Linked DNA regions of Homo sapiens: region 2 is linked to region 1. A link is an interaction called in ENCODE POLR2A ChIA-PET data of the cell type or tissue named here. Cell type or tissue: GM12878. All regions are shown on one strand. Links, peaks and the distances in the headings refer to the core of each region. The heading gives the core; the rest is flanking DNA. Region 1 overlaps BLTP1 (bridge-like lipid transfer protein family member 1). Region 2 overlaps BLTP1 (bridge-like lipid transfer protein family member 1).

The links. Peaks named below come from ENCODE experiments on the same cell type or tissue, not always from the same donor. Only the 100,000 strongest peaks of a DNase experiment are listed, where the experiment ranks them.
Region 2: POLR2A ChIA-PET joins it to region 1 with 6 read pairs; 2 of 35 experiments call an interaction of 5 or more read pairs at or near these places.

What each region holds. Positions count from the first base shown.
Region 1 is chr4:122,256,984-122,262,375 of GRCh38, forward strand. BLTP1 (bridge-like lipid transfer protein family member 1) reads left to right here. Exons shown (of 88, transcript NM_001384125.1): 41 at 272-512; 42 at 1,718-1,860. Among named protein-coding and RNA genes, the nearest start is that of BLTP1, 110 kb to the left of the region's middle. In GM12878, for the core only: no CTCF peak of the experiment used is centred there; no DNase peak of the experiment used is centred there.
Region 2 is chr4:122,320,097-122,325,488 of GRCh38, forward strand. BLTP1 (bridge-like lipid transfer protein family member 1) reads left to right here. Exons shown (of 88, transcript NM_001384125.1): 65 at 4,331-4,440; 66 at 5,134-5,224. Among named protein-coding and RNA genes, the nearest start is that of ADAD1, 56 kb to the right of the region's middle. In GM12878, for the core only: no CTCF peak of the experiment used is centred there; a DNase peak (open chromatin) is centred at 3,130.

The DNA of each region.
Region 1 (5,392 bases), core at 89-5,088:
CCACATCTAGTATCATATTGACCTGTGCTATTGTGTTGTTTTATGACACAAAGATGAAACGTTGTGCCTAGAGATTAGATTCTGTAGTCTACATTATAATTGAAATCCTGACTCTCTTGGGTAACTTTGAACAAATTACTTAACATCTAAGTTTTAATTTCTTTATCTCTAAATGAGTATTATGAGATTTGAATAAATACATGCAAAGCACTTAAATGGTAACTGATATTATTACATTAGATTACTTCTAACCACATGATTATTGTTACAGAGCGATGGACTTCCTGCTTTGGTAACTTTGAAGAAAGGTTTAGTTGCACTGGCAAGGCAGTGGATGAAGTTTATTGTGGTGACACCAGCCTTTAAAGGAGTTAGCTTACATAGACCAGCTCAGCCTCTGAAACCTCAAATAGCTATGGACCATGAACATGAAGATGGACTTGGATTGGACAATGGGGGTGGTCTTCAAAGTGATACCAGTGCTGATGGAGCAGAATTTGAGTTCGATGCAGGTAGTTTTGTAAGCCTCTATTGAGTACTTTCTTACACCTCACAAAACTAGGGTGTTTTCTTACTCAACACAATTACTGTATGTTTTTTGCTTAGATATTATGCATCTTTTATCAGTAAGTTAATATACCTCTTTAAAAATGTCAAGACCCTTTGTTTTTCCTCACAGTTACAAATAAATTACTAATATAAGCAATTTTAGATATTACATACTTGTTAATATGGTACTTGTGATAATTTTAATAATTCATGTCCCAAATTGGAAAATGGTCATGGCTTAAGTATACACGTATGATTTTTATTGGCCAAGTAAGTGATAATGATTAGGAATCTTCATACTGACCTGATTTTATAAGTTCAGTTTTGTGAAATACAGTAGACTTCTCTTGATCTATCCAGGACAAAGATAATATAAGTAGAACGTTTTGAATGAAACACATAAACCTCTATTTAAAACTTGTATTTGTCTGTCATCTTCCCTATGCCACAGTATTTTAAAGGGGCCTTTGTCTTTTTACCTGATGCCTGCTTGATCCTGAATTTATGTAAACTTTGGGGCCTGCGCTCAGCCTACAATTTTGTCAACAAAATGGCTGTGTCAGAATAAAGATAGTGGATATACATTTATGAAATGTACTTGCATACCTTAAGCTTTGCCAAAGATTAATTTTTATTATCATGACCTATCATATTTATTGAAAATGCATGTTATGATGTTTTGAAAAAAATATTGAAAGAGTAGTCTTAGAGATTTTAGAACATTGATATATAAAACTTTACCAAGCTTAGTTTTAAAAATAACTTGATATTTAACAAATAAATGAGTTATGAGGAATAGGGTAGATTTTATTACTTATTTTAGAAAATTTCAAATCTACACAAAAGTTTGAAAACCAGTACACTGAATATCCCTTCCAATTATCTGCAAATCCCTCTGTTAATCTATGAGCAGTCTGTGCTTTCTTGCGCTTAGTTGAATTGACTTTTGGTCCGAGTATCATTTGCATGGAATATGTGAAAGTCTAATAAAAGCCGTTTGTTCCTTTCTTGAAACTGAGTGAGAGGATTGGGGTGGGGGAGAAAATAATAAATATTTGTCAAGGAATATGAAAGTTGAGTGTCATTATATAACTAGAAACATAGGGGCTGATGTTTCATGAAAATGTGTGATAATCTATTGCTCACTTATTCTTTTGAACTGTTTCAGCCACAGTCAGTGAACACACAATGCTATTAGAAGGAACAGCTAACCGGCCTCCACCTGGTAGCTCTGGACCTGTAACTGGAGCTGAGATAATGAGGAAACTTTCTAAAACTCATACCCATAGTGACTCTGCATTAAAAATAAAGGTATATTATTGCTCTTTTTGGTTAGAGTTATCCAGACTTACAGAGAAAACCTAAAATTTTATCTCAAATTTAAATGTTAGGTGTCCACCCTAAATATTCAGATAGCATTTTCGTGTTGAAATTAACTTGATTTGTAATTTCAGTGTAAATATTTCTTTGAAAATTGTATCATCAGTAACTGCTGTTGATTAAGGACCACTATAACTACCAAGCCTTAGAGCTGTCTCCAGTTTATTGAATACTGTATTCCATAAAATCCCAAATTGAAAATGTTGATAATCTTATAATTATCAGTTTTAATGAGAAGCCTTTTAGGCAGTGTGTGATCAATAGGTGGTTTGGGTTAGACTGTTTTATGATTTTAATTTTTTTGGTTTTATGAATTTAATGGATGCTTGATAAGAGACATATAGCAAAGTGGTTAGAGTACCACCTTGCAAGCCAGACTGCCTTGGTTTGAAACCTGCCCCGCCACTTAGTTGCTCTCTGACTGAACAGGCTTTAACTGTACGTCAGTTTCCTTGGTGTAAGATGGAGATTATAATAGTAAACTTCTGAAGAGGGTTGTGAGAAATAATTGAGTTAATTCATGAAAAATGCCTAGAGCAATATCTGACCCTTAATGAATCATTTGTTGTTGGTTCTTTATTTTTTGCTAGTTATTGTTGTTGGTGGTTCTTTATTTTGTGCTAGTTTACTTTTGTGAGCACTGAAAAAGTTAAAATTTTAACTTTCTGGCCAGGCGCGGTGGTTCATGCCTATAATTCCAGCACTTTGGGAGGCCAAGGCGGGTGGATCACAAGGTCAGGAGTTCAAGACCAGCCTGGCCAAGATGGTGAAACCCCATTTCTACTAAAAATACAAAAATTAGCCGGGTGTGGTGGCAGGCGCCTGTAATCCCAGCTACTCGGGAGGCTGAGGCAGAGAACTGCTTGAACCTGGGAGGTGGAGGTTGCAGTGAGCCTAGATCCTGCCACTGCACTCCAGCCTGGGCGACAGAGCGAGACGCCATCTCAAAAAAAAAAAATTTTAACTTTCTTTGAAAGTCTGTGTATAGACTCACATTGATACCCAGAATCTGTAAAATGATAATTTTGACAATATTAAATAAAAATTTCTACACAGAACAAAGTAATATATAGTCATGCATCACTTAATGACAGGGATGATGCATTCTGAGAAATGGATCATTAGGCAATTTGTCATTGTGTAAACATCATAGCCTGTACTTACACAAACCTAGATGATGGTACAGCCTACTACACACCTAGACTATATGGGATAGATAGCCTGTTGCTCCTAGGCTACAAACCTGTACAGCATATTACTATCCTGAAACCAGTGGGCAATTGGAATGCAATGGTGTTTGTGTATTTCAACACAGAAAAGATACAGTAAAAATATGATATTATAATCTTATGGGTTCACTGTTGTATACGTTGCCTGTAGTTCACTTAAACTGTAATTATGTGGCACATGACTGTATTGTAAACAGAACAGTAAGACACATGACAAAAGGCTAATTTTCTAAAATATAAAGATCTCATCCTTATCAGTAAGAAAAAAGCCAATACCAAATAGAAAAAATGGTTAAATGATATAAACAGGTAGTTCACAGAAAAATACATATACACATACAAAAATGTTTTCTTATAATTAAAGAAATGTAAATTAAAATGAGATTTCCATTCTCACTTATCAGATTGAAAGACTAAAACTTTTGAATAGTGTACATTGTTGGTGAAGATGTAAGAAAACAGATACTCATACGGCATTGATGAGAATCAAATTGGTGCAACCTCTTTGAATAACAATGTGGCAATATGTGTCAAAATTTAGAAGGTGATGCTCTTTTATCTAGTATTTCCATATTGAGGAATTCATTCTAGAGAAAGTCATAGATGTGCGAAGACATGATGAGTCTAAGAACGTTCTTTGCAGCACTATTTATAAAAGGAAAATAGTGGAAACAACACAAATGACTAATCATTAGAGGACTAATAAACTAGCGTACACTGATATAGATGCATACTATGAAATCTTTTAGATGAAGTAGATCTGTAAGTGGATATGGAATGATCACCGAAGTACACTGATAAAGTATAGGATGATATCTATTTGTGTGTTTAAAAACGGATAAATATGTATGTACTTATATAGGCCTAACTGATTTATGTAAAGATAGATAAGAAACAGTTAAGAGAGTCTCTGGGAAAGGGATCCAGTATATTGGAACACAGGACTTACTTTCTATTGAATAGTCTCTTGGGCTTTCAAAGTTTTTATTCTGTGTAAGTATGGCTCTTTTAGTTAAAACATTCAATGATAGTTTGATATACTTTAAAAAGAAGACTGAACTATTGAGCTTATTGTTTCCACAGTATAGTTAGACGCTTGGGACACTTTAATCTGTCTTAGCTTTTTTTCCTGATGGACAGTTTTTTCAACCTTCTGAATCATATTTAGGTGTTTTCCTGTTAAAGCTGTTCATTTTCAGAATTGTTTTGAACATTCTTTTGCTATGGGTTATTAAAGTCCTCTAAAAATGTGAAATTCCAAATGCTTAGTTTCCGATCTTTGCTTTTCAAGATCTTTTTTGCCTGTGTAGTCTTTTTTTGTACTGTATTTTAAATTGATCGGCCATTCTAATCATAGATGTGACAGAAGATAGAAATCGAAAAATTCTGTAATTTTTAATTTTTTTTCATTAATTGTGGAAAGTCTTTTTGGCATTTCAGAGCTCTCCAGAGAATTAAATCTTAACACACCTTGATTATTAGAGTAGTAGGAAGGATAATTTAGTGTTAAGAATTTGAAGGTAGAAGTTAGGTAGATGGGTTAAAAATCTGGCTTTTTCCTTAGTAAGTATGTAAGGGACTTTTCTTCATCCTTTAGGACAGAATATCTTACCTTGGAGAACTTAAGGATTAAATAAGCTAATACATGAAACATGCTTATCAAGTGTTTAATACGTTGTGAGTGTTCTTTTACTTCCTGTGTCAACACCCTTCCTCCACCTTTCCTCATCTAAGTGAGGATGACTGGGAGGGCATTGAAAAGGGAATAAGCTTTTCTGCTTTTCAGAGGAGGTTAAGACATTTAAGGGCTTCACAGCACTGGTATCCATTGCGTCAACATTTCTTGCTATTAGCAAAAAGCCTCTAGTTTCCTTCCAGGTAGATGTCTATTCTGACTCCCGTAAAAAAATGCAGGGAAGGTTGCTGAAGATAGATAGCTTTTCTTTCTTTAGTTTCTTTGAGTACCTAGACTTACTTTTGATGGGATCAGTCATGTTACAGATCCTTTGTGTGTGTGTGTGTGTGTGTGTGTGTGTGTGTGTGTGTATAGTAAGTTTTTCTAGGGAATATTTTGTGTAAGGGATATTGTGTCTAGGTATCAGTTTGCTGGTTCAGTAAATAAGCAGTGATATAAATATTTCAGGCTACTGTTTTTCTTTGCTACCCATATGAATGTTCTCTGGCACTTCCACAAACATGCTATGTATAACTTTCTGAAGTTTCAATATACTATT
Region 2 (5,392 bases), core at 316-5,315, 63 kb after region 1:
ATCTGTTTCTCCTTGCATTTCTCTTAGTTTGGGCCTCACATAGTTTGACACTCAGTTGTTTTGTTTTTAAGAAATAGGGTTTCACTCTGTTGCACAGGCTGGAGTGCAGTGGTGCAATCATAGCTCATTACAACCTCAAATTCCTGGGCTCAAGCAATCCTCCTGCTTCAGCCTCCCAAGTAGCTGGGACCACAGCACATGACACCATGCCTGGCAGGATTTTAAAACATTTTTTGTGGGGACAGGGTCTTGCTATGTTGCCCAGGCTGGTCTCAAACTCCTGGCCTCAGGCAATCCTCCTGCTTTCGACTCTCAAAGCACTAGGATTACAGGTGTGAGCCACCATGCTCAGCCCACTTTGTTGTTAGGCATGTACACATTAGGGATTGTTATTTGTTCTTGAAGACTAGACCCCTTTATCATTTCATAATGCTCTTCTTTTTCTTTATACCTGATAATTTTCTTTGCTTTGAAATCTGCTCTGTCTGAAATTAATATAGCTATCCCTGCTTTCTTTTAATTAGTGATAGGATGGTATATTTTTCTCAATCTGTATACTTTTAATCTATGTGTCTTTAAATATATATGCTTAAATATGTATATATAAGTGGGTTTCTTGTAGCAACACATTGTCAGATCTTTTTTAATCCACTCTGACAGTCTGTCTTTTAAGATCATTTTACACCACTGACATTTAAAGTGATTAATGATAGCTTTGAATTAATATCTACTGTATTTGTTACTATTTTCTACTTTTTGCCTTTTCTCTTTGTTCCTGTCTTTGTCTTCTCGTTTTTCTGCCTTTTGTGGTTTTAATTGAGCCATTTATATAATCTCATTTTCTGTTTTTTCTTAGCATATCAGTTACACTTCTTTTTTTACTTTTTCTTTTCTTTTTTTTTTTTTTTTAGTGGTTGCCCTAGAGACTGCAGTCTACAGATTCTTCTCGGCTTATGATTGGGTTACATCCCAATAAACCCATAAGTTGAAAAGTCAAAATGACTTATGATATCTTCAACTTATGACAGGTTTATCCAGCTTGAACCCCATCATAAGTTGAGGACTGTACTGAATGTTACCTCTTTTGTGCCATCATAAAGTCAAAAAATCGTAAGTCAAACCATTATGAGTCAAGGACCATCTGTACACGTATAATTAATCCAAGTCTACTTTCAGTAACACTATACCACTTTATGGGCAGTGGGAGTACCTTAAAACAAAATAATCATAATCCCTCCCTCCTGTCTCTTGTATCATTACTGTCATTCATTTCTCTTATATTTAAGCATATATAAGCATATACATAAATGCGTGTGCACATATATACACACACATATATACACATGCACACACATTTATACATACATGTGCACATATACATGCGATTTATATATAGTCATACATTATTGGTATTAAATGTGTGCATGTGTATATATGTGTGTGTATATATACACACACTCACACACATGTGATATATATAGTCAAATACATTATTGGTATTATTTTGAACAAACTTACCTGTTAGGTCGATTATGAATAAGATAAAGGTTTTACCTTCATTTCTTCTTTAATGCTCTTCCTTTTTTAAATAGAGATCTATATCATTTTCCTTCTCTCTATAAAACTTCTTTTAACATTGCTTGCAAGGCAGGTCTGCTGGCAACAAATTCCCTCAATTTTTGTGTCTGAGAAAGTCTTCACTTTTCAAGAATAATTTTGCAAGGTATATGATTCTAGGTTGTTGGGTTGTTTTTTTCCTCTCAACACTTTAAATATTTTACTCCACTGCCTTCTACCTGGCATAGTTTCTGAGGAAAAAGTCAGGCTTTTTTCATTATCTTTTTTTTTTTTTTGTAGTTTGATAATGATATAACTACATGTAATTTTTTTTTTTTTTTTTTTTTTTTTTTTTTTTTTTTGGCATTTATCCTGCTTGGTGTTCTTTGAGCTTCCTCTATCTGTGGTTTGGCATCTGACAACAATTTGAGAAAACTCTCAGTCATTATTGGTTCAGATATTTCTTCTATTCCTTTCTCTTTCTCTTTTCTTTCTGGTATTCCATTACACATACTTACACATTTTGTAGTTGTCCCACAGTCCTTAGATATACTGTTTTGTTTTGTTTTTTTAGTCTCTGTTCTGCTTTTCACTTTTTGCAGTTCCTATTGATATATCCTCAAGTTCAAATATCCTTTCCTCAGCCATGTCCAGTCTACTAATAAGTTCATCAAAGTAATTCATTTCTGTCACAGTGTTTTTGATTGCTAGCATTTCTTTCTGGTTCTTAGAATTGTCATCTTTCAACTTACAGTGTCCAGCTGATCTTGCATGCTGTCCACTTTATGTTAGAGCCCTTGGCATAGTAATCATAGTTGGTTTAAATTTCTAGTCTGATAATTCCAACATCCCTTCTATGAGGTTCTGATGCTTGTTCTGTCTCTTTAGATTGTGTTTTTTGCTATTTGATATGCCTTGTAATTTTTTATTGATAGCCAGACATGATTTACCAAGTAAAAAGAGCTGCTGTAAAGAAGCTTTAGTGAGGTAATGTTAAGGTGTCAGGGTAAGAGAAGCATTTTATCGTCTTTTAATGAGCCTATGCCTCTGAACTGTGAACTTCATGTTTGTCAGTTTTTTCCTCCCAACTTAGATGGACCAGTATGGATAGAACTGACTGCATTGGTATTGTATTTCCCTTCCCCAGGTCAGTTATACTCTGATAATATTCCCACTGGTTAGGCTCTGGTTAGCTAATTTCTCCTAAGGGCATTTTTTCTTATTCAGAAAAAGAAAGTACTCTTAGTGTTTTTTCAAAATGTTTCCTTTTCCCTTCCCCGTGTTGGAAGCCTAGGGGACTTTTCTCCTGAGGGGATTTTTTTCCCCTGACATTTTCTGTGGGAACCTGGTGGAACTACTGAAAGGCGATCTCACAATATTGCAGGGGCACCGGTGACTGGGTCCCCCTGGAGTTTTTAACTCTCAGACTTGTCTGCACTGAACCTTCCAGCAATTCTTCAATTACAGTTCAGGTGTTCCTACCCCAGTGTTGGTTCCTGCAGCAGTTTTTACTTGTGCATCTCTGTCCTGGTAAGCTGTAACTCACTGTATTTACTGGTCTCTTTCTCCAATGTGAGGGGCAGAAGTTGTCCTTCCTTGTCGCCTTTCTTACAGCTCCAAGAACAGCTGTTGATTCTTAAGTTTGTTCAGCTTTTTACTTCTTGTTAGGATGGAATGGTGACTTCCAAACTCCTTACATGTGAAACTGAAAACAAAGTCTAAAAACCACTTAAAAGGAAAAAAAAAGTAATTGGTTTTAAAATTTTTTAAACCAACAGAGAACCCTCTTTTTTTTTTTTTTTAACCAGGATGAGATTTTTAGGTGGTACCCCAACACATGAAAAACATATTAAATCAGAGCTGCAGGTGTCAAAGGAAAGGGGAAAGTTTGATGCAGGGTTCCAGGAGCTATTGGCTTGACCTGCCCTTCCTTGATCACTTCTTAACTCCCAGAGAATATAGTTTGAATACTGCTCTCCAATTTATTTGTCACTAGTCTCTGATAGTAATAATGGATAGTGAGATCTGTAACATGTAATTTTATATTTTAAATTTTTGCTGTCTACACAACAGTCATACAATATAATTAAAATATTACTTGTGTCCTGTTACAAGTCATATTTGGTAATTGACTGTTAAAAATAAAACTAGATAGAATTAGGGAAGTTGTTAAAACATCTGCATTCTTAACACATCTCATTCCACATATTCCCCTCAATTCCCATTATCCATCTTAGACTCCAAAACTCCACTGTATTAAAATCTTTTAACTATCTAGCACCATCACGAGTTTCTAGAAGAGGGACTTAGAGACAGGGAGAGTGTTAAGTCATTAACACTCTTACTTTCCTTTGTTGTAATGAAGAGTCCTACAAACGGGATGCCCTTGGAGAAAAGTGATCTTTTGTCTCCACTGCCCCGAACTTAGCTTTCTCCCAAAACTTTAATTCTCAGTTTCTTTCTCCATTCTTAATTTTAAAATCATTTCCTTTCTTCTCACCATGTTTCTGTACCCTCATCCCTACCCCCAAACTTTCTCTTTTCTTCTTTTTTCTCAGGTCAGCTGGTGGCTCCTGTTTTCATTGCGCCTCCTAATTGGTGTTAGAACCAAAGAATAGCTGATTCCTCCTCTATTTTGACTCATATTGTTAAGTAACATTAAAGTCCCCTGGGGAAAACAACTTATTTAATAGTAGAATATTTTCTTTTATTTGAAGTCAAATACAGTAAATAATCACCTATAGTCACCCTTTTTTCTCTCCCATTTTGTTAGGCTGCTTCCCTAAAGGATAAGTGGGGTTTGAGTTACAAACCAAGTTACAGCCGATCAAAAAGCATTTCTGCTTCTGGAAGACCACCTCTTAAGCGAATGGAAAGGGCAAGGTAATATATATTTCAGCCATTGAAACAAGTAATAAAATTGTTGACTCTTTTACCAAGGTCAACTACTTTTTTATGTTCTAATTATAAAATTAAGATAACAAAAATTAATTTTATTAGTAAAATAGCAATAACAGTGGATACTATCAAACTCAGAAGTTTATTTAAGGAATCTCTCATCACATTTATAACCACAATGCGGTAAGTGCTTTTTAGTAATGAAGTACGCTGCTATTTAGACAAGTTTCTGTTTTATTTACATAAAACTGTGGTTTAGAAGGATAGACAAGTTTTATGCGTAAACTTATAGATTATCCAAAGAAATTAAAAGGTGCATACTAGTAGCTACTGCTCTAGATTTGTCAGTTTAGAAAAGGTATAGTCACACAGACATTTAGCATATGAAAAAATGGAAATTTTACATTTTATTGAAGTGAATACAGTTTTAATAGTAAATCAGCACTATAACGTAAGAAGTATAAATTCTTTTTATATGATTTAGTTTTAGAAAAATCTTGAGTTAACCAAAACATTGACTCTTTTTTATGGGATGCTAAAGGTTAAGAGAAAGTTCAATCCTTTGATTAGGTAAATACTTACAAATAAAATGTCATTGCCATTAATCAGACTTTTATAAAGTCCAGGAATTTTTTTAATGAGAATATTGGTGTTTTATAACTTTATATTTACTTGCAGTTCTCGAGTAGGAGAAACTGAAGAGCTCCCAGAAATCCGTGTGGATGCAGCATCTCCTGGACCTAGAGTAACTTTTAATATCCAGGATACAGTAAGAGATATATAATTTGTTAGAGATATACATTGCTAAGTAGTTTTTACAAATTACAAAATTATGGTATTATACTATTTCAAAATACTGATTTCTTACTATAATCAAAGTATGGATTGTGATGACTGAACTGTGCATATTACCAAGTAGTGGGCACTGCCCTTATAA